Linked DNA regions of Homo sapiens: regions 1, 2, 3, 5 and 6 are each linked to region 4. A link is a loop called in an ENCODE intact Hi-C map of the cell type or tissue named here. Cell type or tissue: ascending aorta. All regions are shown on one strand.

Region 1 (5,000 bases), 78 kb before region 4:
TTAGAGTGTGCATGCTAGAAATTCCAAATGTATTTCTCCAGTTAGCTATTACTTTTGAGCTACGAAGTCATTTATGCAACAATCCTCTCAACTCCCCTCTTAAATGTTCAAAGGGATATCAAAGTCAACTTGACTAAATCCAAATTCATTACTGCTCCCCTCCAACCCACCCTCCTTTGCCTAGTTACCCCCTTGTTACCTCCAATTCCAGTTCAAAAGTCACTTCCTCAGGGTACTCCACATAGCAGGAACCAAGGATGTTTTGTTCATTGTTGTACAGTGCTTTGCACAATGTCCATTACATAATAAGGAGTCCATACACACTTGATTTGAATGAATGAACAAACAATCTATAGAAGTACAGAGGAACAGGTCATTAATTTTGTCCAGAACTCTCAGTTTAATGAAGGAGCTGACTCTTAAAGAATGAATAGGATTTTGTCAATAAAAAGGATGGCAGAAGAGGCAACAGATGCAAAACAATGGAGGGATGAAATACTTCAGGAGAATGAAACAAGAACTGCAGAGCAAAGGTCATGGTGCAGAAGGGACTGGAAGTTAGGAGGCAGGATAAGGGCAGTGATAAGAATAGAAACGAAGGATTGGGAAAAGAGCTGAAAAATTCTATTTTGACCAGAATTTGAGGAATCTGAACTTTATCCTACAGGCAATGAGAAGCCACTGGATGTGAAAGTTAAGGAAGAGAGATGATCTGTGTTTTAGAAAGTATACTACATTGGTTATTGAGCTATTGATTCTCATTTTGAATCCATACTTCTGTACCCTGTTCTGGTATGCTGACACAGGGATGCTGCAAATCTTCTTTTATCAGCTGGTTCTTTGGATTATAAAGGGAAACTGGAAGAATGGAAGAAAGGAAAAAAGACTCCCTTTCTCCTGTTTGCTTTGTATTTTTGTCAACATCCTCTTACCATGGCACCAGAACTTTTTTTGGCTTTCCCACAACTGGCCTCATCTGGCCCCCTCGGAGGTACTAGTAGCATGCAGGCAGTGCCCCTTCTTCCAAGTCTGAGCCCTGCTTCATGGGGGTCTTTATTTTAATCTTCTACTTTCTGAAAACTTCAGCCTTCTGCCTCTGTTCCCTGCACTATATAGGTGGTAGAAGCTTCTACAGTGATTCCTTTTATTTTTTAAGTCCTCTAACAACTGATAATCAATACAGTATCAATTCTTTATATTGAAAAACTCAGTTTGGCTTCTGTTGCTCTGACTGGCCCCTGACTGACATAACCTCTTTACTGTGGATTAGAAAATGGAATGGGAAGAACTAGAATTAGGAGACCAGTTAAAAAGCTGTTTCAATATTCTAGCCAAGAGATAAAGTAAGTCAGTGGCTATCCGAGTGAAGATTGATTAAATGATAAAAATAATAATATCTAATATTTCTGTAGCACTTAACATATACAGGTACTGTTCTAAGTTCCATAATCCCCATGACAGAGGTACTATACTTATTTCCATTTTATAGACCAGAAATCTGAGACCCAGGAAGTTTTCAAGTAATGAGCCCCAGGTCACACAGATAGTAGTGCTGGAGACAGAATTTAAACCTCAGTCTTTTGGTTCTAAAGAACTTCCTTTTAACAACAAAAAAGGGTTGAATTCTTGAGGTACTTCTGAGAAAGAAGCAACAATATTTGGATGCTAATTCAACAGAAAGGATCATGGAGAGGGAGAAGTCAGAAAATCTTACAGACTCTTAATTTTGGCTGAGTAGATGATGAAGCTTTTAACTGCAATGGAAAACAAAACAGAAAGATCAGTTTGGGGTTCCTGATAGGAATAACTAATTAATTCAGTTTTGAATATTTTGAATTAAAGATGCTTATAAGAGTGATGTCAGCTGAAAGTTAAATTTGAGTCAGGTGCTTTAAAAAAGTTGACACTGGAGATAAAGATTTCAGAGCCCTGAGAATAAAGAGGTTACATGAAGCCATGAAGGCAGATGGTAATGCCGCCCTGAAAGGGAAGCTAGGGAAAAAGAGTGAGCTGAGTTTTCAGGCCGTTAAATATAAATCCTCCTGGTCCTTTTTTCTACATAAAGAATAGCAAACAGTCTTCAGAAGAAATATATATTAAGCAACAAAATGAAGACATGAGGGATGAAACAAAATGTATGTGGCATGACACACAAGAAAAGTATGAAACTATTCAACTGTTTCTTTTTTCTTCTTCTTTTTTGGAGGAAACAAAAAGAAGAGGAAAAAAGGAAATAAAGAGAGTTTAAAATGAAATGCTTTAGTTCCTAACTGAAATGCAGGATCCCCAAGATTGATTATGCTCCTTAGAACGCTTTGGCCGCAGAGACTGGAATGACATCAGCAAACCAACCCTAGCCGAGGAGAATGAGTCATATTTTCGTCTGTTTTCACTTGATTAAAATATTTTACATTTGTTGAGCTTGAAAAAAAAAAAAAAGGACAGAGGAAGCCATTGAAAGTGGAAAACTGAAAATCCAAATATGGTGAATTTCTGACTCACCAGAATTGCAGCATCATAGGAACTAATAACTTTGATTTAAAGAGACATTCACAAAACAAAAACCAAAAACTTTTATTCAATAAATAATTCTCCAAATTCCATCAAAGTGCTTTAGGGTTTTCTTTAATGTTTAACTTAATACCAATGGAGAAAACACTAAAAGAAGGTCATCTATAACGTTTTTCAAAGTATGAAGTTAAAATCTTGTCAGCTATATTTAAGCATCATCTGGTCTTTATAACTCATTTTGTCCAGATTAGTATAAACTGCTGGTTTTGATGGTTCAAATGTGTCTAAATATTTGCTTCTCTGGAACAGAGGAGGCAGGAAAAGCAGAGTGAAGGGGTGGGACCGAAGGTTTGCTTCTTTATGGGGATCTATGCCAAGTAATCTGCAAACAATCCACTTCCTGGCCAATGACTGCTAACTGATTTCCCCAGGATTTTTTTTTAACTGTAGCTGCTAATACTGCCCTTTATCGCCATTAGCAATTAGAGATTTATAACTAAGCAGACTTCACTTGGAAAAGAAATCTATTACTGCAGACTTCAGGCAGTTATTTTTCTAAGTATGTGAATTATTGTGAGGCTCAAATCATATAAGCGAAAGACGTGGGTAAATTGTGAAGCCCTATATAAACTTCAGTTATGATTTGTTTAACAGGCCAGAGCATATAGAGATCATCTAAAATGGGAGTAACACTGTTCGGTATCATTTCAAATTAAGAAATCCTGATGCTTTCCAAAATTTCATTGTTCTTTATCCTATAATGACGTTCACTAAATATTGTTCATCAGTAAAACTTACCAAACTCTCCAACAACCAGTAGGTGGGTCTCTCCAAATATAATCAAAACACATATTTTAAAAACTTAAAAACTTTTCTCACCTTAAGTTTAAAACTATATTGTGCCAAAAAATTAGATGATAAGTACTGCACTGTTAAAAATCATTATCATTATTATAGAAAGTGTAGACCAAGAGTTAAAGTTTATATATTAAGAATAGTTCTTATATATCAATGAGAATAAGGCAGAGACTCCAGTAGAAAAATAGGCAAAACTACAGACAGTCCATATATTTAAAAAATATAAATGGCCACAAATAAATAGATAAGAAAATAATTACCAGCTTACTAAAAATCAAGTAACAAAAACTAAAAAACAATGAAGTAATATTTCTTACATTTCAAATTAACAAAGATTAAAAATGAAAATACTCAGGGGGGAGGGAGCCTGTGAAGATGACAGATACAGTGACTGCATAGTTTTTGGCTCTAGCAGAAACCCTACATTAAAAGAGCAGCAAGAAAGTAAAACCAAAAACTCATGGACAACATTTTTAACAAAACTTGATGGCAATATATAAATGTGTGGGTACAAACCACCAATAGCCTCGAGCCTCTGTGATTTGAGAAGCTGTGCAAAAGAAAGCAAGGAAAGTGCATTTGATGGACTTGAGAAATGACAGGACAACCCCAAAATAGCTGCCAGCAAGTATTCACTTAAAAATCCCATAGCCCACTTTGAGATCAAAGGCTTAGAGGAGGAGGTGGCACAGTGAGGGGATTATTTTATCACTTACGTTGTTTAGAATAACCATTGCAGGCTGATAATACAAAGCAGATCAACCTTCAGTAGTTCATCTGTATTTTACCTCTACATAGACAACGTGGCCTCCTTCCTGCCTGTACCTAAGGCAAATTGCTTCCACTGCCACCTCTATACCTTGAGATGCTACCGAGCTTACTGGAACTAGGAGGCATTTTGTCAAATACAATAGCAAATGAATGAAAAAGGCCCATCAAATGGGCTGGGGCAATCTGTCTCCTGTGAATTCTTAAAACTTGCTGGGCGCGGTGGCTCATGCCTGTAATCACAGCACTTTGGGAGGCAGAGGTGGGCTGATCAACTGAGGTCAGGAGTTCAAGACCAGCCTGATCAACATGGTGAAACCCAGTCTCTATTAAAAATACAAAAAATTAGCTGGGCGTGGTGGTGGGCGCCTGTAATCCCAGCTACTCAGGAGGCTGAGGCAGGAGAATTGCTTGAACCCAGGAGGCAGAGGTTGCAGTGAGCCGAGATCGTGCCACTTCACTCCAGCCTGGGCAATAGAGCAAGACTCAGTCTCAAAAAAAAAAAAAAGTATCTGCCAGGGCTCTCCTCCAGCACAGGCCCCTACACTGAGATGACACTGATAGGAGCGAAAGAAAAATTGAATGGTAGATGGGCAATAGAGACAAAGGAAAGGCAAGACCAAGATAAATTGGGGTGGCAAGAGGAGGGGGAAACAAGAGAATCAGGAACTCTCAAAAAGTAAGCTGCTATAATTTTTAACACTATAAATATAGTGTTAAATATATATATATATATATATACACACATATATATATTTTTGGAGATGGAGTTTCGCTGCTGTTGCTCAGGCTGGAGTGTGACAGCGCGATCTGAGCTCAATGTAACCTCTGCCTCCTGGGCTCAAGCAATTCTCCTGCCTCAG
Region 2 (5,000 bases), 170 kb before region 4:
CTCATTACACACTCTTGGGTGGGGGTGCTGGGAGTTAAGTGCATATGTGCCTAGTACTAATTGTGCAAAATATTGAAAGCATATGTGGCTGGGTGTAGTGGCTCACACCTACAATCCCAGCATGTTGGGAGGCCAAGGTGGGAGGATTGCTTGAGGCCAAGAGTTCAAGACCAGCCTGGGCAATATAGTGAGATACTATCTCTGCAAAAATTTTAAAGTTAGCCAGGCACAGTGGCTTGTGCCTGTAGCTCCAGCTACTCCGAAGGTGAGGTAGGAGGATGATTTTAGCTCAGGAGTTCTAGGCTGCAGTGAGCTATGGGAACGCTATGCTACTGCACTCCATCTTGAGCAACAGAGTGAGACCTGGACTCACAAAAAGAAAAGACAAGAAGGAAGCATATGTGTTCCTTTCTGTCCTCAAAATATATATTATTGTGGAGTATTATATATATTATATATGTTACACATATAACAATATATGTATGTTTTATATATATAACATTGTGGAGTGCTATATTTGTTATATAATAGATGAATATAATTAACTTATTATATAATTTTAATTATATAATATATGTTTGTTTATTGTATAAATCTTGAAGGAGCCATAGAGAACAGGATAAGTTATCCCCTGAAGATTTATAAAATGAATTATTATAACAAAATATGTTATTATTGGATATATATTATATATAAGGATATATATGCTGATGGGATAATTAGATATTTGGAAGCAGAGAATATGAAAAACAAAAACAAGATGACACGTAATGATGTCAATTAAATATTAAAATATGTGAGGAACTCTTCAAGGAGTAGCTTATCTTCTTCCTTGTGGCTCCTTTAGGGTTGGAATAAAAAGACACATTGTCTCAGTCTTGTGTTAACACCTAGAAGAGCAGTTTCTTTCTGAAAGTTTAAGACAACATAACTTCAACTCAAGGGGCAAAGAAGTGGGCCACTGGATTACTTTCTTTAAATGATAATGTTAAAGGTTAGTTTTATACTCTGAGTCATCATGGCTTCCCTTCTCCTGAGAATTTATAATTAAATTTAAGATGATGTGGAAAGTTAGTTGGAATGCTTTTAAATAGCAAGGAGACGAAAAACCACATTCACTGTTAAACCTTGTCTTCTCTTCACTCAGACAAGAATCCATACACATCACAGAGGGCTCAAAAACTCAGTGAACTCTCATTGTCCATGTCTGAATGAAAGACATGTACAAAGAAACAGTGGGTAGAAAATACAGGGTGTCTTGCAGTTTTCACGGATCTACATGGTAGTTGTACACCATATGATTAAGTTGTCCCTTCTGTTTTCTACACAGACATTTACTTAAACGAAAAGAAAAGTAAAATAGAAAGCAAAATTGCAGCCAATTTGTTGAAAAATATTGCAGTAAAGTTGTCATAATAGAATTATTTTATAAATGACAACACAGTATAAAATAACAAAAATTTTCAAATGACATTCTGAGAAATTCAATTCTGTCCTCCTGATTTCTCTATCCAAATCATAAAATTAACCCAAGCTGACGTCCAAAGCTTAGATTCAAGGCCCAGGACTTAAAAAAAAAAAAAAAAAATGTTTCTTAAAATACCTGGATATTGGGGCCGGTCAGGGAGTAGGGTGGGGTTGCGGGAGGGAGAGCATTAGTAAAAATTAGAAAAAAATAGTTAATGCATGCTGGGCTTAATACCTAGGTGATGGGCTGATGGGTGCAGCAAACCACAATGGCACACGTTTACCTATGTAACAAACCTGCACATCCTCCACATAAACCCTGGAACTTAAAATAAAAATAAAATTTAAATTTAAAAATTAGATAAATATTTTTATATAATCTAAAAAAGAACGCCAAAACTATAATTTTGCATTACTTGTATTTTTTGCTGTTTATGTTTAACTTTCCTAAAATTGATTAGGACTGGTAGAAATCTGATAATACCATCACTATTTTGTAATTTTCATGTTTATCTCCCAACCTACAAGATTCTTTTACCCTCACCAAATGTTCCAATAAATTGAATCCATTGTGAAGTCATTCCCACAACAATTGTGGCACTGATATATTACAGAAAAGAGATATATTTTATCTGATCACATTTTATTTGAAATCAACTCAATTTTTCTGTTTCTCATATATCCTCATAGATTTCTCTTCTCATAAATCTTAAGTGCTTTTAAATTTAGTTGTAAGAATTCAGTTCTTAATCACTAGATGGCAGACCAAATCCACCATCTTATTATAACAATTAGAAACTAAATTATCACAATTGCAGCTTGCCAACTATATGGTATGCCCTGCATCCACATTTTTTCACACAATTACACCTGTGGGGGAAAAAAAAAAAGCCTGCATAGAAACGGCCATATTGAAACCTTGGACTGGCCAAGAGAGACGACTGTATTTGCATATTAAATTATTGGAGTCTACTTACAGGCTTTGAAAAATATATGAAATAAAAGTCCCTAAAATTATGTTAGATATTCTCTAGCCATTAACTAAAGTTCTTTCAAGCAGAAATAATACACAGCACACACGTGTTATAAAAATTTTAAATCTCTTATTCAGACACAGGTTTGTGCTGATCATTTTCCCCTGTGAGCTGTGAGACTGTGAGCTCCTCGACAGCCAGAACTGTGTTTACCTCAGCAACCTTCACATTTAATGTTATATAATCCGTCTTTGATAAACGTATGTGTAGCATTGATGAATGCAGATGTGAATGAGGAAAGTAAGGAACTAGTTCATTGATATGCCTATTAAAAAGATAAGCACTTTTAGCTCTCTTTCCTCCTTCCCTAATCTTTCCAGAGAGGATGTGCTCTTAGGAACCCTTTTTTGAATGAAAGGGAATGGTCACTTGGTGGTTCTTACCAGGTGTGTCCCTGACATTCAGGCCTCTGTGTGACCAGAAAGGAAGAAGACTGTGTCAGTCACAACAGTTCATATTTTAGAACAACCTTCAGAAAGCTACAGCAACCCTTCAGCCTTCCTGACCCAGCAGATTTAGGTCCCTTTTGGGATTGTGAAGATCTGGGCTACCATTACTTAAAGTTTCTCTGACTGTAAAGGTCCTTGAGGGACTATAATCATGACACTGTCAGCTGGTGGCCTCATGAAGTGGAGAGAGAATGCCTTGTGGGACAAAGGAGGAGGTAATAAAGCCGCCCACGTGTCAGTCTGGATGCCACAGATGCTGCCTTTAGTAATGCACAGCAGAGCGTGGGCTCCTGGATGGGGTTCCAGAGAACCTACCAAGGAAATCCTTCCCTTCCTTCTGCTCTAGGGCACTGTTTATCATTAGAAGGGAAAGACGAAGAGGGACAGCATTCAATTCCTTCTTTAGACCATGCAGAGGAGATGCCAAAAATTCCACATTCCTCATTTTGCTTTCCTTAAACAACTCCCAAATTTGAAAAGTTAGATACATATGAAGCCACCAGGGATACCTGAGGGGGATCTATTACATACTTTGACAATTTTTTTCTATCTCAGCCTCAAGATCTATGGGATGGTGGGAGGATAAGTATGTATGGGGTAGGCCTATGGGGTTTTACATCTTCTGTTCTTCAATCCACTGCAAAGACTTTTACTTTCTAGTGAGCCCCGCAAGCTTAAATCTGGTTTTAGGATAGTTATCCAAATTATTACTTTTTCTGTGCCCTGCTCCTTTTTTCCTTGTACCAACTGAACAAGAGTAGGCATTCAATAATTATTTGAGCTGAGTTAAATTTTTGTTCCACTAAGGACAATCATGTTTTATATTCTAAAGCAATATAATGACAATTTTGAAAATTTTCCTTGAAATCTGAAAAATTGAAAAGGAGATGACTCATAGAAAGCTTCATTTCAATGCATTTCAGTGAGCATATGAATTTAAAAAATTTGATAAACTGTCTGTGAAGGTGGTTGGTTTCTTCAGTGCAACCATTAAATGTTTTCCAATCTCATAAGCAAAGTTTTTCAGTTAACTAGTAAAACTGCTGTTTTTACTTTACTTAAAATGGAAAAAATAGAAAGGAAAAACTCTCATATTAGGTATACTTAAGTTTTTTTCCATGTATCATTGGGAAATCTAAATGACTGTGGCCAAAACGTGAAACTAAAACTACACATACTGCACATGCAATGCTCATCTACAGTTCTGTCTGGAAGAGCAGATTTCAGTCTGCTAATGCATTTGACATAGATTTTTTTTCCCACATACCTCAAACTACTAAATAGCTGCAAAACAGCACAAAGAGAATTGAGCCAACTCTATAATCTATACACTAGAAATTTCAGCAGTAATTTTTATAGCCAACCTTAGTTCTAATCTTAAATATTAATCCTCAGTGAATAAGTTTGGTACAGAGCTATGCCAAATGTGTCTGCCTACCTAAATACATGAAACATTTGTAAGTGTTCTGAATGATGTCTACTTAATCTCTCCTAGCCTAATATTGCTTGAGATCAACAGGAGAGACAAAAATCTGCTTAACTGTTTCTCTTTCAAAGGAGAAGTAAATATTCAGTAATATATAGTATCCACATTCCAGATTTCCTTCATCTCCTTCTGGTCTTAGCTCAAATGTTACCTACTCTGGTCACCTTACCAAAAAAATTGCACATGACTACACACACATACAACCATAACACTCTCAATTCACTAATTCTTACTCTTTTTTTTTTTTCTTTTAATGTAGTAGTTACCACTTTCAAGCCTACTATATATTGAATTTATTATGTTTATTGTTTGTCACCCCATGATAGAATTATAGCTCTGTGAGAACACATATAATTTATTTTGCTTCCTTTGTTGATATATTCTGATATCCTAGAATAGTGTCAGGATCATAGTAAATGCTCAAGAAGTATTTGTTGAATTAATTTATTGAATATTAGTTGTTTGCTTAAGAAGCTTTATATGGTAAAGTCATTTCATAATATTCTTTTGTATATAAAAAGGGATTTTTATATCTAAAGTCAATTGTTAAGAATACCAAGTAAG
Region 3 (5,000 bases), 110 kb before region 4:
TCCTGACCTCAGGTGATCCGCCCACCTCGGCCTCCCAAAGTGCTGGGATTACAGGCATGAGCCACTGCGCCTGGCCAGAAAACCTTTTTTTGTTTGTTTAAACTACTGTGTTCTGCTACATGTACCCACTATAAAAGTCTGAATGTCCTACATGTTTCATAGCATGTATTTCAACAGTAATGAGTTTAAAACAATTTATGAGTTAACATGCATCTTAAGCTATGTATACATATTTATACATATTCTGTACCTCCTTTAAAATGATGTCATCCAAATACTACTGAGTGTTAAATATCTGCTTCCTGATTTTTGTATCGTAACAATGAGATAAATGGCAGACATATCATAAAAATGCAAGAGACCATGACATATAAGACTGTGAGCCCCTCATCTCTCAGTAATCAAAAGTTAGCTTGGGTCCAGGAGGATATCAGTGTAGGATTGCAACATGATGGCTGTAAATTCATGGGCCGGGAGCCAAATATATACTCAGATATATTTTATTTGTCATATGCAATATCTTCTGAAAATGTTAATTCTGAATGCCTTAAAGTGGACATGCACCTTCAGTTCTCCACAGGCCCCATCATCACCTATTGATGTACAAACACTGGCTTGCTTCACTTGTTTATATTACCTGCCTGGCCTCTGAAAGCATTGAGGTTTACAGTATTTGGAAACAAAATGATACATTTCTGCACCTTCCCTTCTCCATTGCTTATCCCATGTTGAATACAATGATTCATAACAAAGATTATTTTCTAAAATTAAGCATGCCTACTTCTAATAACAAGAATATATATAGCTCACTAGATGCTAGGCATTAACTTAGGAATATAAATACACTGTAAATGCTCTAGCATTTTCCTTAACACAAATGTGGAATCTTTTGAAGACCACCACCCCAATGCACACACACTCTCACCACACGCACACACACACGCACACACACTCTTTAAAAGCTGATTTTGTCATTTTAACTCCCTGATTTTTCACACACACACATACACCCACACAAACTCTTTAAAAGCTGATTTTTTTCATTTTAACTCCCTAATTTTTGTTACGTTAGTTTTAACTAAAGTCAGCCCAACTCCCAAACTTTCTCCTTTCAGTTTCTTATAAATTTAGAAAATCAAATCAGTTCTTAAAACTCAGTGAGAATGGAACTGATTTTGGCTTAAAATGCCTAAAACTTTATTTATTTACTTTTATCTTCTCATTCATATGTTTCTATCAGGCAGGCATACTCAGATTACATTTTACATTTCTGGTAAATAACCACAGTCAAGTAAAGGGAAATATACCCTGAAGTCATAAAAAGAAAGAAAAAAATAAAAACTTATTAATATGCACTTACATGCAAAAACAGATCTCCACATTTCCAAGAAGACATATTTGTACAAAATGTAAATATCACATTATGTGACTGTTATAGATAAAATTTGAAAAATGTACTTGCTTTTCATGTGTGCCTCAGATATTTCTTTAATTTAAAGCATCGATCTAAGCTTACTCTTCCCCAAACTCAAAATCAAATGGAGTTTCTAAATTATGACACCTTTATTAAGCTTGTGATAGGCCTGAACAGGAAAAAGAAAGTATTGCCAAGTATCCATACAATATCAACTTAAACCAAAATATGCATAGTAAGTAAGTACAATATAAGTTAAGCAGCTCTGAATATACTATACTCTGGAATTATTTTCTCTATTATGTTTGATTAGGGCAATGACGACTTTCTTTTGCTGTTGAATTTTTATCACTTATATTCTCTTAAGTTGAGAAATAAAATACTGGAATTTTTTACAACACATATGCAAGCAATTACACATTCTGTAAAATTTGATGTTTGGAATTCCATTTTCTGTGCTATTTGGTTATACTGTTCGCGGGGGGTACTGGGGTTGGATTGGAGTTGGGGACTTTTTTGCATCAAGCATCACATTCCTTACATTTATGTCAATTACTATTAAGAAAAATTATCTGCTCATTTTTCAAAAACACCTACAGAGTAATTATAACTATTTGGGAATGTCTTTTAAAATATGGCTTATTTCATGTACCTTGTGAAACAGTCCTTTCATTTATTCACATATTCAATTATTTCCATACTTTATTAAAGTACTTTATTCATTTTAACATAAATTAACAAAGAAAGTGGTATTAAAGGTTTTAAATTAAAGTTGGTTGTTTTGGTGGGGGAGGGGAGTAAACTGTTCTTTCTAGAGTCAAATTTTCAATTTCTATTGTAATTTTTCTGTGTTTTTCTCCTCCTGTTTTCTTCTACTTTCTATTCAATTATTTTTGCCACCCTTCCAAACAACACATGCTTTTCATGCCATTACAAAGAAACTCAAAAGTTTTCACCTTTTATAAATTACCTCATATTTTAAAAACATAAAACGTAACATAAAAAGCTCCAAGTCTTAGAAAGTGCCCCCTCTATGGGACTCCTGACAGATTGTTGGATATTCATTTACAAATTCGTATTTTCACTTTTTAAGCTTTTTAGAACTTCTGATCTCTAGATTAATTTTATAAACTTTTTGAAACCAAAAACACACAGAAGCAGATATTTGTTCTAAAAATATAGATATATACATAGTATATATACATATATACCTGTATGTATGTGTCTATATATGAAAGTAATAGAAAAGGTTAATGAATGTCCAAAGTTTTAAAAGCTTGAGTTTGATGTTACATGGTTGAGTTGATGAAAATCTACAGTGGCTTATTTTAAAGGAGTACATGTCTGTATTTGAAATTGCAACCCTCAAGATTAAAGATTTAATAGAGGAATCAATTTAAATATTTTCTTATATACTACAACAGCTATGCATTTTTGCTTAACCATACCATATAACCCAACTGTAACATATGAAAATTGCATAGGAAAAAAATGTGGTCACCAGGCAAGATTTATCTTTAAAAAAAAAAAAAAAAAAAAGCTTGGGTCTAAGGGGTAATGTCCATGCAAATATTCCATGCCAAATAAGATATATACAAGACATGCTGATTTCCTGCCTTCCGCCATCCAACCGGGAACCACCACTGTCCTGTTAATCAAGCCAGTAGGGTGGGAAAATACCACTGTTTAAGAAATCTGGCTTCTATCAGCCTCTGTCATGGAGAAACAAACGAGACTGCCTCCCAGTAAGCAAAAGTGATCACATTTTCACAAATGAAAATGGTAAAAAGAAGTTTAAATTGTTAAAGAGGAAAGAATGAGGAGCCAAAGACAAAGAAAAATCAAAGCTATCAGAGTTGCTGCAGAGGTTTTACTAAACAAAGAATTTTATGAAGCAGCTGAAGTTCAGTACAAAAAGACTCCACCCTACCCAGCTTCTGCCGCGACTTTTCCTTGCTCTGAAAACTCCAGCCCACAGAACAGAGCTCCTCTAACTAAAATGCCTTTAGTGCTCCGTTTTAAGCATTCACTCTTTTCTTATTTTAAACGTCCCACTCTCACACTCAGCCAAAAGGACTTATTGTAGGCTTTCCCAGAAAAATTTAGTAGTGTACTCTCTCCAACGGTGGATCTAGAAGCTCCGGATTTACAAACATCCCAATTGTCTTTCAAGTCGTTTTCCAGGTGCAAATCCGTCAGCCCCCTTCTCAAACTTCAAACCAGAACCTCCTCTTCACGCTCTTCCTGAGGCTTAACATTCCACCTATTTCCCAAACCGTGCAATAAACACTACAAGCAAAGCAAATGGCAAACTCACCATCCTCGTCTTCTTCCTGGGCTTTTATTGAGACAAATTGCCCTAATAAAACAATAAGAATGAGGAGAGGTCTTGCTTCCGCCCAGTTTGCCATCATGTCTAAATATTAGACATGTGGGTTCTCCTGAGAGTGAAAAGTAGATTCTGAGGTTATTGTAGCACCATGAAGTCAGCTGTGGGCTCTTCTTTCAGCACCAGCCCCAGGGCAGCCTCTGCAAACCCCCTTTTTCAGCACCAGCTCCAGCACAGTCTGCGAAAACTTTTTTCAAGCGATGCAGCTTTAAATAGGAAGAATGCTGCCTCCACTTCTTTTCCTGCCCCTTTTCAGCTTGTTCAGGCTCATAACCATCCAGTGTCTGCCAAGCAACGGTCTGATTGATGGTAAACAACCAAATCAGAACACGCGTCTCTGTGCCTGAACTTTCCCTATTTCATTTAACTTTTAAGCATAGATGGGGCTTAATAACAGAAACAAACATTTGTTTCTCTTTTCTTTTATTTTTTAAGAAAGGCTGTTAGAAGAAAAGGGTTCTATTTTCCCCTCCCTAACCCTTCCCCCCAGACACACACCCTTTAACTTTTCCCCTATAAGCTGAAAAAGACATTCCGAAGGAAATCCAGCCTTTTACCCTAGTTTTTTTACATTTAGATAATTCAAGACTCTCTTCTCCACCTTAAATCTTTAAACAATCACATTTTAACCCTTTCTTTTGACTGAATAGGGAGTATTCTTATCCCCTTCTCAGATTCGGTTTCTTTTCCCATACTCTGGAAGGAGATTATTAGAATGTTGCCCAGGTAAAGTCCAGGTTAGAAAACCATTTTGGATAAATGAATTTGTGATACATTGTAATTTGAATTAAGAAAGCATGTCCTTTCCTAATTTCTCCACATCTCTTGTTAAGGGGCCACATCTTCAGGTTCCTCTTGTCCCAGAGAGTTTTACCATGTTGAAAAATAGTCTACTAAGCAGTGCAGAGGAATGGGAAGTACTCTACCTTTGGATGAAAAAAGGCTTGCTTCTGCCTTTTGTGAGTGGTTCTGCCACTCAATAATTTTGTAAATGTGCATATAGTCCTTTATCTCTGTGCACTCCAATTTTCTCATTTGAGAAAAGGGCTTTACCCTGACCAGTGTACAGGGTTTAGTGACACTAAAATGAGTAATGTATTATTAATGAAGCTCCAAATTGCAAAGAGCTACATAAAAGCAGATGGTGGTATTATTAGCTTTAAGCCAGCTTTGCAGGGAATATGATAGCCCCAGTTG
Region 4 (5,000 bases):
CAAGCAGCTATTATCTAATTATACTTTGAAATTAAGTGCCTGGATTCTCTGGGTGGCCTAAGGGTACCTCTAGAAAAGCTCATACGTGGTTGAAAAAAAAAAAAGACTGAAGACAAGAGAGTACTAAATTGACATAGGCAGGTCAGATTGCACAGTTTGGCATCACATTTAAGAAATTATAGTCAAGTGGCTTTTAGTTGCATCCTAACTGTCCATTTTCAGGTGGTACTTTTGCCAAACACCAGATCACTAGGGCTGTATTAAAAAGTTCAAATAGCACACTCAAATTTGAAACTATAGATATTTTTTTCTAGTTTTTCAGCTGGCACACATGAAAAGCACTTTTGAGCACCAAAAGAAGATGAAGAAATAACTTACAGTGAATGGAAAATGTTAGGAAAGCAAGGGCTAGACAATTCTATGAGTCACTACTAAGATAGCTAAAGGGATGGGGATTCCAGTCCACTCATTAAAGTGTGGGTTGAAGTATTGCTTTATTTTTCAAGAATTTCCATGGGAGGTACTCGGAGGGAAAAACGGGAGGTGGTCAGACTTGAGTACAGACAGAAAAGGCCTATCTTAAGAGTAGTGAGATACAGGCATAAGTGGAAGACATGCCACAGCACAGAAGAGACTTACAGTCTTCAATGGTTTTAAGAGACTTTATGGCACTATTTCAAAAGTGAATTAAATCCTTAAAAGAATTCTTCTAAATGAGCAAAATGTAGTTTTTAAATTATTTTAATTTACTTCCCAATTCATAAATACAATATGGAATTAGTTTTGTCTGTGATTTTAAAATCTTAGAATGTCTATTTTTAACAGCAGAGAAAAATATTCTAACATAGGAAATAATTTTAGATTCATAAGTTCCTTTGTAGGAAGAAATTTTTACCTATTATTCTTTCAAAAATCAGAAGCAAAATGTCAGAAGCAAAAAAAACTTAAGAATGAACATCTACTTTGTGGATGTTAATTTAGAGTAATATCATAGTATCTATTACCTATCTCCTGGGAAAGATATGGTTTATACTTTTGAGACAACCTGCCCAAATTTAAGAAGTATCAGTTGCATCCCTGAGAAGCCATGGAATGCAGTAGTTAAGAACACAGAACAAATATTGGTTCTGTCACATAGTAGCTTAAAATCTCAGAGTTCCATATAAAAATTAAAAAAAAAATAGTACCAAATTGAGAGTTATTTTTGACTGAAGTAAAATAGCATCTGTGAAGTACTTGGCACATAATCAATGGTAGTTATCATTAAAGGTATAAAATTTTTTTACAAAAATTTTTTTACAAAAAGCCTAATGAATGACAGAATAAAAAATGTTATTTGCTTTCCAATTTTGTTACTGACCACTGAGATATGGGCATGGAAGTGGCACAAGCACAATGGACACAGGATCAGCGACTTGGAAGGTGGGGAGGTTGGGGAAAGATGAATGATGTATGAGTGAAAAAGCCCCTTCTCTATTCAGTTCAACAAATATTTGATGAGCTCCCACTATAATCCCAGTCATCTCAAAAGATGTCTATCACTTCCTTTAAGAGGCTACTCCTGATGGTGAGATAAGACTTGTACCCATGGAACAAGGAAATATATGATGAGGTACTAAAATTAGTAGTAGTATAAAGGATTATGCAGTGACTACTTACTAACAAACCATGTTAAATTACAAGATTTAGAGCAATACACATATAAAACCAGCTGCAAAAATCATTGCAATTACTCTCCTTAAGATAATCTAAAAATGTTATATTCTACTAGTCTGCCTAGAAAAGATATAAAATCCTGACTTCTTTTTGTTACTTTATTTTAGACATCTAGTTTTTTAAATTAAGCAGAAAATCCACTTTGGTTTTATCTATCTGAATGTTAAATGTAATATTTATCTCTTAATGTCTCACACATTTCAAAAACTTATGGTTATATTTCACCCTTTATGTGCCCAAACTATTCAAGGACTTCCAGAGTTGTGTATTACATACAAGCAAAAAACAAAGAGCAACAGCACTGGAGAATTCAACAGATGACAAGAACAGCTACACTAAAAAAAAGATCAGAAAAGAAAGTATGCCACCTGCTGTTTATGGAATGAAAAGAGGTCCCACAGTAAGTATCTGAATACATGAGTCAAAGCCAGAAAAAAAAGACGTTTGGGCTTCTCTCTGCTTTCCTAGATCCTGATTTCAGCATGTTATAACAAGTTTATAACCATGCATATGTTAACTAAAGTTATTGCAAACAAGTCTAGTCTTTGTCTTTCTCCTGCACATTATAAAGGTATTAGGGGTTTTTTCTATCTACTTGTGTTGACCTCATTTGACTTGTTAAGTCCTTGAAAGTAAAGAATGATGTATTTTCTTAACTATGATTGTATAGCTTTAAAAAGCACTACAAGCAGTATCAGGCAGTCAGTAATGTGATGACTATGAATAATCATACATCAACAAACTGTATAGCCTAGAAGAAATAAATTCCTAGACACATACAACCTACCAAGACTGAATAATAAAGAAGCAGAAAATCCAAACAGATGAATAATGAGTAAAGAGATTAAACCAGTAATGAAAAGTTTTCCATGAAAGAAAAGCCTAGAGCCTCGTGGCTTCACTGCTTTTACCAAACGTTTAAGAACAAATACCTATCCTTCTCAATTTCTCTAAAAAAAACTGGACAAAAAAGAATACTTCAAAATGCAATTTATGAGGCCAGCGTTATCCTGATACCAAAGCCAGACAAAGACACTAAAAGAAAAGAAAATTACAGGCCAGTATCCCTGTAAAAATTCAAAATCCTCAACAAAATGCTAACAAACACATTCCACAGCATGTTAAAGGGATCATTCACCGTGACCAACAGGAATTTATCTATGGGATCCAAGGATGTTCAAAAAATGAAGATCAATAAATGTGATACGCCACATTAACATAATGAATGACTAAAATCATATGTTCATCTCAATTGCTGCAGAAAAAGCATTTGACAAAATTCAATATCCATTTCGCTGAAAGTTTCAACAAATTAGGTATAAAAGAAATGTACCTCGACATGGCTGGGCACGGTGGCTCACACCTGTAATCCCAGCACTTTGGGAGGCTGAGGTGGGCAGATCACCTGAGGTCAGGAGTTCGAAACCAGCCTGGCCAACATGGTGAAACCCTGTCTCTACTAAAAATACAAAAATTAGCTGGGCGTGGTGGCGTACACCTGTAATCCCAGCTACTCAGGAGGCTGAGGCAGAGAATCGCCTGAACCTGGGAGGCGGAGGTTGCAGTGAGCAAAGATTGTGCCACTGCACTCCAGCCTGGGCACCCGATCAAGACTCTATCTAAAAAAAAAGAAAAAAGAAAAAAAGAAAAGAAAAGAAATGTACCTCAGGACAGTAAAAATCATATATGACAGGCTCACTTCTAACATCATACTCAATTGTGAAAAGATGAAAGCTTTTTCTCCAAGATCAGGAACACGACAAGGATGCCCACTCTTACCATTTCTATTCAACATAGTACTAAAAGTTCTAGCAAGAGCATTAGTCAAGAAAAAAATGATAAAGCCATTCAAATTGGAAAGAGAGAAGTTAAATCATTCCTGTTTGCAGAAAACATGATCTTATATATTTTTTAAAAATCTAGACTCCACGGAGAAAGCTGCTAGAATAAACAAATTCAGTAAAGTTGCAAAATACAAAATAAACATAAACATATTAGTAGTATTTCCGAACACCTAGGTTTGTAAACCTAGTATTTCTGATTGATTTTATTCAATCAATCCAGCCTCATTTATATTAGCTACCAAAGTAATAAAATACTTAGAAATAAACTTAACCAAGGAGGTGAAAGACCTGAACAGAAATATTTTGTGTTCATGGATTGTAAGAATTACAATGTCCATGCTACCCAAAGTGATCTACAGATTCAACGCAATCCCTATCAAAAGTTCAATGACATTTTTCAAAGACATTTCTAGAAATCCTAAAATTCATAAGGAAGCACAAAAGACCTCGAAAAGCCAAAGCAATCTTGAGCAAAAAGAATGAAATTGGAGGCATCACACTACCTGACTTCAAAATATACTACAAAGCTATACTAATCAAAACAGCATGGTACTGGCATAAACACAGCCACATAAACCAAAGGAACAGAATAGAGATTCCAGAAATAAATCCATGCACTTATAGTCAATTGATTTTCAACAAAGGTGCCAAGAACACACAATGAGAACATCTAGGTTTGTGTAAGCACACGCTATGATGTTTGAACAACGACAAAATCACCTAAAAATGTATTTCTTAGAAAATGTCTCCATCCTTAAGCAACATATGACTGTACAACATTTAAAATCCAGCAATGAATAATTTGACAAAGAAGTCTGAAAAGGAATTTTCTGAAAGGAAACCAAGAGTGTAGTGTCATGGCAGCCAAAGGAGCATTTGCTGAGATGGAGAATGCCCAGTAATGTAGAATGCTGCTGAGTAGTCAAATACGTTGAAGACGTAAATTATACATTGGGTTTTGTGACTTAGAGATAAATAGAGCAAGAGTTATTTGAGGTAGAATTGTTAGCAAAATAACCAGATTAGAGTGAATCAAGGGGTGAATTTGCCATGAAAAAGAGAGATAACACATGTACACAACTTTTTCAAGTTTACCTGATGGAGGATTTACTGAAGGGAGAAGTAAGATAGAAATATTGGAGGATTTTTGTTAATACACACACACACACACACACACACACACACACACACACATTATTATATACAGGGAAAGGAAACCTCAAATACATTTTAGAAGGAGGTATGTTAGACATAACAAATATGTGAATGGTACAATATCTCAAGACAAGGGAAAATATCTCTGCTTGTAAGAAAGGAGACCTTGATGAATTAAGAAGGCTATCAGAAATTTAAAAATTCTGAAAGAATGTCTTCATTGTAGGTTCTAAAATACTGGGCCTCATTCTTGGAGACAGGCATATATTAGTAAATTTAAAATGT
Region 5 (5,000 bases), 120 kb after region 4:
TTGGCCATTAACAAAAGACAACTTATGCCATGTAATCCCAGAGCTTTCAGAGGCCAAGTTGGGAGGATTGCTCAAGGCCAGGAGTTCAAGACCAGCCTGACCAAGACCCCCATCTCTACAAGAAAATGAAAAAAAATTAGCCGGGCATGGTGGTGCATACCTGCAGTCCTAGCTGCTGGGAAGTCGGAGGCAGGAGGATTGCTTGAGCCCAGGAGTTCGAGGCTGCAATGAGCTATGATCACACCAATTCACACTAGCCTGAGCGACAGAGTGACACCCTGTCTCTTAAAAAAAAAGACCAAATAATTATCAAATAAACACTAATAGAGCATTATAATCATATATCTGCCACATTTTTCAATAATGCTTTGTTTTTTTAATCTAGAAGTTAGATATATGGACTTTAGTGATTTGATATAAAGACAAACTCAAGGCTTGTTTATGTTTACATAACAAAACAAAAATTATGTGAATATATATGCAATTGCCTAAATTTTTAGTGAATTGATGTATTTTATGAATGCAATTAGAAGGTAACTCAGTAACATTAAGAATAACTAAATTTTTACAGTACAAATGGTCACATATTATCCTCTTGAAGTAATATGTCAAAGTACTTTAAAATTATAATTATTAACTTTAAATTAAAGAAAATTTTGCATTTATATTTCCAACTGTTTAAGCATGACTAAATCTGGCCTCATCCTTTCTTTCTAGTCTCAGCACCGAATTACTCCCTCCATGTGTCTCTAAGAAAACCGTATCAGTGTTTTTTTATGTTTCCCAAACCCATCATACTAGTGCTCATTTCATTCTGCTACCTGGAAAATACCTTCCATTTTACTGCCTAGATAAATTATCCTCCATCTTTAAATGATGATATTAATAATATTGACGCCCAACTCCAATATCACCTTCTCTGTAAAGTCTTCTTTATTTTCTCAGAAATATAGATTGGCTCTTCTGTGCTGACAGATTTTTTTCTTTGCCAATATAATAATAAATTATGATTTGATGTCTATGTGCTTTAAACCTAAGTTACAACGAATGTTCCTTAAGACTAGGACCTGCTTCAATCGTTTTTTTTATTCTAGCACAATACCTGAGATAGAATCTCAACAAATATCTTTTAAAAGAGAAAGGGAAGGGCAGAGCAAGAAGGAAAAGAAAGTAGTTAGGTGTTCATTCTAATAACTCCACCTACTTTTTTTTGGAAAATTATCAGAAGCACAAATTATCACATGGTTGGAAATCTATGAACTATCACCAGCACAATTCAGATGTCGGTAGACTTTCAAAGTATTTCACATATCAATATAGCATTTTAATATTTGGAACTATAGCAGTAAGAAGTTATATAGGTGTTGAATCAACATCTGACTATTACTGCAAGTCTTTGGGAAAATAGAAGTTCTGAGTTATTACTCAAATGATAATATCAATAAGATCTTGTTTGATTTTTTTTAAAAAGCACATGATTAGGGTGAACAGCTTTCTAATTAAAAAACAGTTAAACAAAACTTGGCATTTATAGGAAAGAAAATCATATTGTTTTTAAGAAAAGAGTTTCAAGTACTAGCTAACATTTACTTCAAGCAACAGTTTCCCAGGAATGAATTGCTACATACTAATGGGGTCAAAGACACTAGACGATTCTCCAGAGGCCCTTTTCTATGGAAAGGGGCTTCCAAAATAGTGGGAGTGGAAAAAGAAGCTAGGGAACTGTTTCTTCATGCACCAAATGCCTTCTCAGAGTACTAACATCTGTTTCAGTTTACATACTTTAAGTATGACTTTACACATGGAAATTAAACTTAGGCATCATGCCTAAGAAGAGGCCTGTCTGCAAAAGAACAACGTGTACTATCACCAGCTGGAATTTGTATAGGTCCACATTCTACAAGCACAATATCCTGTGAGCCGCAGTCCCAAAATCCAAATGTCACAAAACATCATCCTAACGTTCGTGAAATGTTTATAGTAGAGAGGGAAAAGACAGTGAGAAAGAGGAATATAATTGAGAAACAATATGGAGAAGTTCTAGAATTTAAGATGCAAGAAATACTTTTGTACATAAAGACCACTAAAAATCCAAAGATCTTTTTGCATTTATTTATATTAAGAAATACTCATTCTATAACATTCCACTAAGTTTATTTATTAGACATTTACAATATTTTTTGATTCACTAACAGAATAATTATAATCTCTGGTTAGGCAAGCATAATGCAAACCTGCAAAAATAATGATGCTCCTTTGCTGCCACCATGTGGTCTGTCTGTATTTTTGCAGTTGTGGCTTCAGTTTCTAAATAATTTCACACTTGGTTCTGAAGCCATCAACATCAGCTCAGATCTCTAGTATGAAAATACCATTAAAAACTTGAAGAATACAAGATCTTCTGCAATGTCATTTACATACCAATGAATTGCCAATCAATTGATAGTAAACAGGAGCCAACAATGTAGGAAGCATTGTATTATGTTACCTAGAAAAACAATACATTGTCTTGTGTTCAAAGAGCACACATCTCTTAACATCAAAACATAGAAAAATCAAGGACTAATACGCAGCGACTCAAGAATTATCATATAATTGGATGGCAGTGAGTCGTAAAGAAAACTTCCAAGTTCTCTGAGTGGAAAGTAGAAAGGTGCCTGAGAATGTTCGTGGAAGAGAATGGAAAAGTTGTATGGCTGTTAGAAGAGAGTTAGATAGATAGTATGAAAGCAAGAGAGCATTTTAGGTAGAGGTAACATTAAGTAAAGGTCCAGATGTAGAATCTTTAATGAATATTCACAGAATAATTTCTATAGTGAAGTTTATGAAGTCAAAACAAAGAAAATAGATTAGAAAGATAGGTCGGGTCAATTTATGACAAGCCTTTATTGCCAGACCAAGAAGCCTGGATTTTAGCCTATAGATCAGGGAAGCTATTGATTCAACATACAAATTTTTTCCCATTGTAGATATAATTCCTCTGCCACATGAACATCTATGAATGTATGTAAAAATAACTTATTTCCCAAACAGAGAATACTCCAGCAGTTAGGATCCTCTAATCACTCATCCCAAGTAAGTAATTTATGGTTACAAGAGCCCTGAAATCAAAGTCAACCAGTAAATCACTGCCAAATCTCCAGGGAAAAAAAATTAAATAAGTATTAAAAAGGATGACGACTGGGCCCAAGGAGATGTGAGACCTTCCTAATAGTCCACTGAGGTCTTCTGTTCTGAGAAGATAAGGTGTGCATTGCAGGGAAGAAGAAGAATTTTAACAAGGAAAACAAAAGAAATTTACGCTCATTAGAACCTTTCACAGCGAAGTACAATGTAATTTGTGTTAGGGAGGGGCCGGGTTCAGTAAAAAGGAATTAGCGGCCGGGACAGGCATGAAGTAGGACTCAGATGTCCAGGTAAAAGTAACAATCCCAGCATTGAATCCATTCACTTAAAATGATTGATGAAAGATTCACAAAAGAAAAACAGCTTCCTTGGCGTCATTTTTTTTTTTTTTTTTTTTTTTTTTGAGACTCAGTCTCGCTCTGTCACCCAGGCTGGAGTGCAGTGGCACAATCTCAGCTCACTGCAACCTCCGCATCCCGGGTTCAAGAGATTCTCCTGCCTCAGCCTCCCAAGCAGCTGGGATTACAGGCGCCCGCCACTGCGCCCGGCTAATTTGTGTATTTTTAGTAGAGACGGGGTTTCACCATGTTGGCCAGGCTGGTCTGGAACTCCTAACCTCAGGTGATCCGGCCACCTCCACCACCCAAACTGCTGGGACTACGGGCGTGAGCCACTGTGCCCGGCCTTGTGTGTCATATTTTATTGGATGCTATATTGATTTATTTTCAAAAATGAAGTTACAGAGCACCATGAGGAATAAGGAATCTCTGGAATAAAGTTCAAATAACAGCTCTTCAGTCTTCGCAAGTGTAAAATCAAAGGGGAAATTTACATACAACCCTCTTGAGGAAAAATAGTAATTATCAAAGAAATACTGTAAAAATTCATATTGTAAATATAAACATTTTCCTAATTGTAACATAATATGCACAGATGGTTCCTGCTCATTATTACAAAAACAGCTCTCTACATTAATATTCAAAATAGCAATACTCTTTCCTTTATTCTTGGACAGCTTTCAAACTGCTTTCTGGGACCCTAAAGACCCTAAGAATGTTTCCCTTCTAAGCTGGGCGCAGTGGTTCTCGCTGGTAATCCTAGCACTTTGGGAGGCCGAGGATCACTTTAGGTCAGGAGTTCAAGACCAGCCTGGCCAACACGGCAAAACCCCCGTCTCTACTAAAAATACAAAAATTAGCCAAGTGCGGTGGCATGCGCCTATAATCCCAACTACTCGAAGGCTGAGGCCTGAGAATGGCTTGAGCCCGGGAGACAGAGGTTGCATTGCAGTGAGCCGAGATCGCACCACCCCACTCCAGCCTGGGTGACAGAGTAAGACTCTGTCTCAAAAAAAAAAAAAAAAAAAAAAAGAATGTTTCCGTTCTAGAGTCTTCTACTCCTCAATGACTTTTCCTTAGGCAAAGGACACAACAGCATTAGATATTAACGTCTTTTCTTTAATTCTTATATTTTGTGGATACATAAAATTCATAGGCAGCGCTTCCTCCATATGACAGAAAAGCAAATATCCAAATATTAGAATTAAATAATAGGTGTGAACAAAAACAAAGGAATGATATTCCAAACTTCTATTAATAAGAAGCATTAGTGAACTATAGTGGAAAGAACTCTGGACTGGGTTTATCTTATTACTTTCTTTCTAGTCTCTTAAGTTAAAAACTTAATTATTTTCCATCGTCTTTGTGCTCTAATAAATGCCACTGAAAGATATAAACTTTCCTCTGAATATTGCTTTCTTTGCAGTTATGGTAAGTTAGCACTCCCATCATTTATTTCTAATAGTGATATGTTCTATTATGATGACATTTTAACTTCAGTTATTTAGGGTAAATTTTTTTAAATTTTCAAATAGA
Region 6 (5,000 bases), 190 kb before region 4:
ATAACTCACTTTACTGCAGTATTTCACTTTATTGAGGTGGTTTGGAACTGAACCCACAATATCTCCATGGTTTGCCTGTACTTATAAATCCCCTATGTCTGACATTAACAATTCAAAGAAGTCGGTATTGAAAGGCTTTTTGTTTGACTTTACTTCAAGTAAAAAAACTAAAATTGAAGAAATAATTAGGTGTCATTTTTAGTGTCAACTCAATGGCCTTCTCATATCCCTCATCATGGATGTGTCATCCTCTCTTGTGGAGGATACGGAGCAGATTTTTTTGGCATTCTGAGCCTAGAGAATAGGACAGATAAATCTCTCATTTCATTTAAAGAGGGGGAAAGCAGTGGTTCTTTAGAATCAATAGAAAAAACAAAGCACATAGAGTCTAGAGCTGACATTGAGAAATACAAACAATTTGAAGCAGTACTTTAGAAAATACTTCTTCCAATTTTTCCAACAATTCCCTGTGGGTTTATTAGTTCTACTGTCCATAGCAGTGTTGACCTTATTTAACTGCTCTTACAGTCAAGTGTCAATATCTGAACAGACACAATTTAAAATCCTAACAATATATCAATAATTTAAAACATGACCTGTACGTGACATCAAACAATGCACACAACTCACCCTGCTCAAGCCATCGGGTCCTGGGTGGGACGGATGTCCAGGAGGTCCTGGAGCACCAGGTTGACCAGGAACACCTGGTTCTCCATCAATTCCCTGAGGTCCACGAGGGCCCTGGAAAACAAGCCAGTTAAAATTAGAACCCACTGCCAAATATACACTTAGTAGAAAGCTAAAGGCACAGACTTCTTAATGGCAAGGGAGTGTTTATTATTTTAAAAATACATGGCAATCTAGCCACTTAGAGTAATTTCATCAGCCATGTCACTACTGATTTCAGCATAGGTCTGAACTTCTACCATTCGGATGTGGTCTGGGTAAGAATTTTATGTGGTGTGTTAAATACCCAGAAATCAGCATTCTTAGAATAATTATTTTTAAAATTTTCAGTTCAACAGTATTCTAAAGTGAACTTCCTTATTTGATTGAGTTTTTGCCGTGCAAGGGTATTTGATCAACAATTATAAATTCACTTGTCTGTCACTGAAATTACAGTGGATTGTCATTGGATTACAGTTAACTATGTATACGTCTGCTTAACTTCTCCCTTCCCCCCAAAATTCAAGAATCCCTTGATTGGAGTTTGTAGAGATTTTCTGTCTAATTGTTTAATGCTTTGCATAGTTCCTGGTACATACTAGACACTCAATACATGCATATTATATTGTTACCTTTCAGTCCTCTTTAATACTTTAAAGCCTGGCACACTTTATTTTACTTCCCACCCCCAGAGGAAGACTAGACCATTGAGAAATTAGAGGCAAAGGCACTGTGACCCAGCCAAGTCTAAGTTCTCAGAGAAGTGAGCAATGATTTCTAGCTGCCAAATTCCACCCTTCTCCTAACCCACATTCTGAAGGCAGCTTGGGGAACAGCCACGTCCTCAGTTCTGGAAATGCTCCGTCCTCTAACCTCATCATTCCCACAAGGCTAGTTAAGTATTTTCTGGCTCCTTAACCCTAAAGAATCTTGAAAGGCTTCAAAAAGAAAGGACCAAAAAGTCATCAGGCAATATGCTTTTTATAATTATAAGCAGGGATCAAGGGAAATATGGTAAATGAAGTTTAATAGTTAAAAAAAGAACTCCCATGCTTAAACATGAGAATACCTATGGGACCACAGTAAGCAATTCAAATAGGAGCTGATAGTGCAGAGGGAGCAAACACAGGACAAGCTCAGGTGGTGGAGGTGGCAGTTTGTATATGATGGTTTTGGGGAGGGTGGCATCATAGCTATTCAGAAATTTAATTATTTTAATATATTTAAACATTTATATAGACATATTTACTTCTTGCAGTAGTGGGACAAACAAGCAAATTTATCTATTAAATAGAAGTAGAATACTTAGCCTGAAAAACTTATATTTAAAAATGATATCTTAGAAAATTATTCTCAGTTTTTAAAAATCAAAACTTTTCTGACTCCTAAACTACTAACAATTTACTTCACACTTCATTATACACAACAGAGGCTGATTTCAATTGTTCTCTAGGACTCCTGGATCATATGAATGAGAGTAACATGAACTGGATATGTATATGACAGCACAGACAAAATAATAGTCTGGTTTATTCATACAGCCTTGTGTAGAAAACTCTGATTCTGTTCTTGCAATGCTCAGTTGCTAATTAATAACCAGATATTATTACATACAAAAAGTGAACTAATGCATAATCTCTGCTCCCAATGAGAGTTCCAAAGAGACATACACAAAACTATATTTATTGTCAACAGGAGTGGAGATAAGTTTGAGAAATATTCATTAGTCCTCCAAAGAGATTGTGACTTTCTCCATTCTTCTGTAATTAACACTTCGTATTTCAAAGTCTGATCCTAAGATTGTTTTCATTGACTTCAGATTCATTATATGTCTCCACGGAATGCCCTCTAAATAGCTTATGAAATTTACTGTTGCACAGATTAAGATTAAAATTAATAAAAACGTCTATAAAAATTATCTAAAATTAAGTGAACACAAGAATGTTTACCGGTAAATATCAAAAGCAAATTAGAATTTGGGAGCTCATTAAAAGTATCTATTTTTATATCTCCAAGTGAGCTGAATTACATAATTCTTATATTAAGGTAAATGTTACATTTATTATCATTCCCTTCCATTTCCAAGATACTCAAATACCTCCGCAGTAATCTACAATAAAAAAGTACTTTGAGGTTGCCACTAGGTGGCGATGTTTAAACATCCACAAGTAGAAAAGACGAATGACCGGGAACTGTTAAAGAACTTCATTTCTCTCGTTTCTCTCTCTCTCTCTTTCTCTCTGACACACACACACACACACACACACACACACACACACACACACACACACACACACACACATAAATGTTATAGATGTTAAGATCTAGTATATTTCCCATTTTACAGATCAAGAAACATACCAATAGTGGTTAAGTGTCATGTGCAACTAGAACTTAGCACATCATTGACGGTCCATCTCCTGACAGTTTGCTAGCTTGTCACTATGAAGTTATCTGAACAATACACTTAAAACTGAGGACGTGTGATGAGAGACAGTCATGAAAATCATTGGCTAATCCTGAAGGTCTTGTAGGAGTATCTCATACTGAACTACTGACATACTAGTTCTCAGTCCAGAGCTATTTTGCCTGGATTTGGCAATGTCAAGAAACATTTTTAACTGTCACAATTGTATGGGGGATGGCAGTTTCAACTGGCATCTAGTGGGTAGATACCAGGAATGCCGCAAAACTTCCTACAATGCATATGGAATTATTTGGCCTAACATATCAATAGTGTTAACAGTGAGAAACCATGCTGTACATTGTGAGCCTTCCGTACTGTTTGATGGTAATATAATGGTGGGGGTGGGGGAATGCTATTTATGATATTGTGACAGCCATAATTTTAGTCCAGCTAAGCAGCTCCCAGAAGGCTTGAGACATGAGGCAAAACATTCTACCTATGGGCATTCTGTTACATCATGCCCATCATTTCATATACATCATTTCATGCAAAGCTATACATCATTTCATATCTTGAAATCGGTGTAGGCAGGCATTAAAAGATTTGTTAAACACTTACCATCACACCAGTTCTTTGCTAGGATTAAGAGAGGAACAGATTTCCTACTTGGATATCTGCCAGGGTTGTCTCACTTGATTCCTCCTAAAAATCTACCCCCCTTTCTCCCTCTCTCTCTCTCGCTCTTTCATACACACACACACAAACACACACACACAACACGCACACACTTATACCCAATTCACATTGATTGTCTCAGGCCTAACCAAGACAGGAAATTGACCACATCACAAAGTCAAATAGGGAAAATAAGTGAGAAGGGTTGGGGAGTAGATTCTTTGGATCTTAACCAGGAACTCTGGAAGTCTGGTCCTACAACAACTTCTACCTAGACTTAGGACCCAATGTTATCAATTACTTACAGTGTACAAATACACCAATGCAAAATCTTTTTTTTTTTTTCTGTCACGACCACCCATCCTCCACCCAACTGATGTTATTTTCTACCTATTTCTGTCTTTCTAGATCTAGGAGAGACATCTGGAGACCTACAGCAGTGTTTAAGCTACCAACACTAGTGAGAAAACTCAATACAACCACAGTGAAGAATGGGGCATATAATAATCTGGACACACCCCAAGATATGGCCAATCTCTTGGGGCACTGCTTTGCACCTACATGCCTGCAAGTAACATCCATAGTGCAGCCCCGTTTAAGAAAAAGTACTGACATCACACTATATATGAGGTGAAATGAGTAGAAGGATAATGTAGTAACAAGAATGAAACTAGTGGCAAGAGTTCCTAGGCATATGATCTAAAATATATTTTATCCTCATTTATATATTCAAACTTGTCTGCTGTTTGCTTATCTTCTAATCCTCCCATTTAAATATGGATAAATATATATTTAAAAGGATAAAAATCTACTGAGAGTTTTAATAGATACATTAGAGAAAAAATTAAACAGTACAAACAAAATTTTCTAATTGAAACATGGGATAATGGGAGCAATATACAAATGAATACAGTTATTTAGTATATGAAAGACATTAGATTTTAGAAGTGATACATAAGAAAAAACGTTGTAGGGAGGCCGAGGCGGGCGGATCACATCCTGGCTAACACGGTGAAAACTCGTCTCTACTAAAAAATACAAAAAATTAGCTGGGCATGGTGGCGGGCAACTGTAGTCCCAGCTACTCGGGAGGCTGAGGCAGGAGAATGGCGTGAACCAGGGAGGCGGAGCTTGCAGTGAGCCGAGATCACACCACTGCACTCCAGCCTGGGTGACAGAGCGAGACTCCGTCTCAAAAAAAAAAAAAAAAAGAAAAAAAAAGTTGTAACTCTAACACTTGAGAACAATATGT

The links. A loop is a pair of places that touch in the nucleus more often than their neighbours do. Peaks named below come from ENCODE experiments on the same cell type or tissue, not always from the same donor. Only the 100,000 strongest peaks of a DNase experiment are listed, where the experiment ranks them.
Region 1: a loop joins it to region 4, with 2.4 times the contacts of the local background. A loop is called at or near these places in 7 of 110 quality-filtered maps.
Region 2: it touches region 4 in a loop (3-fold over the local background); 36 of 110 quality-filtered maps call a loop at or near these places.
Region 3: it touches region 4 in a loop (4-fold over the local background); 13 of 110 quality-filtered maps call a loop at or near these places.
Region 5: it touches region 4 in a loop (2.9-fold over the local background); 26 of 110 quality-filtered maps call a loop at or near these places.
Region 6: it touches region 4 in a loop (10-fold over the local background); 53 of 110 quality-filtered maps call a loop at or near these places.

Annotation. Positions count from the first base shown.
Region 1 is chr2:189,208,008-189,213,007 of GRCh38, forward strand. It overlaps a transcript of COL5A2 not described here. Among named protein-coding and RNA genes, the nearest start is that of COL5A2, 31 kb to the left of the region's middle. In ascending aorta, no CTCF peak of the experiment used is centred here; a DNase peak (open chromatin) is centred at 2,334; H3K4me3 peaks cover 1,171 bases; H3K27ac peaks cover 3,762 bases.
Region 2 is chr2:189,113,062-189,118,061 of GRCh38, forward strand. All of the region lies in intron 1 of COL5A2 (collagen type V alpha 2 chain), which reads right to left. Among named protein-coding and RNA genes, the nearest start is that of MIR3129, 18 kb to the right of the region's middle. In ascending aorta, a CTCF peak has its summit at 2,264 (motif pointing right); no DNase peak of the experiment used is centred here; H3K4me3 peaks cover 855 bases; H3K27ac peaks cover 1,265 bases.
Region 3 is chr2:189,175,777-189,180,776 of GRCh38, forward strand. COL5A2 (collagen type V alpha 2 chain) reads right to left here and starts at 3,985. Exons shown (of 54, transcript NM_000393.5): 1 at 3,732-3,985. The coding sequence starts at 3,828. In ascending aorta, a CTCF peak has its summit at 2,448; DNase peaks (open chromatin) are centred at 3,368 and 3,965; H3K4me3 peaks cover 4,824 bases; H3K27ac peaks cover 3,205 bases.
Region 4 is chr2:189,286,003-189,291,002 of GRCh38, forward strand. It overlaps a transcript of COL5A2 not described here. Among named protein-coding and RNA genes, the nearest start is that of COL5A2, 110 kb to the left of the region's middle. In ascending aorta, a CTCF peak has its summit at 2,083 (motif pointing left); a DNase peak (open chromatin) is centred at 479; H3K27ac peaks cover 1,390 bases.
Region 5 is chr2:189,410,281-189,415,280 of GRCh38, forward strand. It overlaps a transcript of COL5A2 not described here. Among named protein-coding and RNA genes, the nearest start is that of WDR75, 29 kb to the right of the region's middle. In ascending aorta, a CTCF peak has its summit at 2,276 (motif pointing left); a DNase peak (open chromatin) is centred at 1,906; H3K27ac peaks cover 1,937 bases.
Region 6 is chr2:189,091,680-189,096,679 of GRCh38, forward strand. It overlaps COL5A2 (collagen type V alpha 2 chain), which reads right to left. Exons shown (of 54, transcript NM_000393.5): 7 at 631-741. Among named protein-coding and RNA genes, the nearest start is that of MIR3129, 39 kb to the right of the region's middle. In ascending aorta, a CTCF peak has its summit at 2,778 (motif pointing right); a DNase peak (open chromatin) is centred at 1,452; H3K27ac peaks cover 4,291 bases.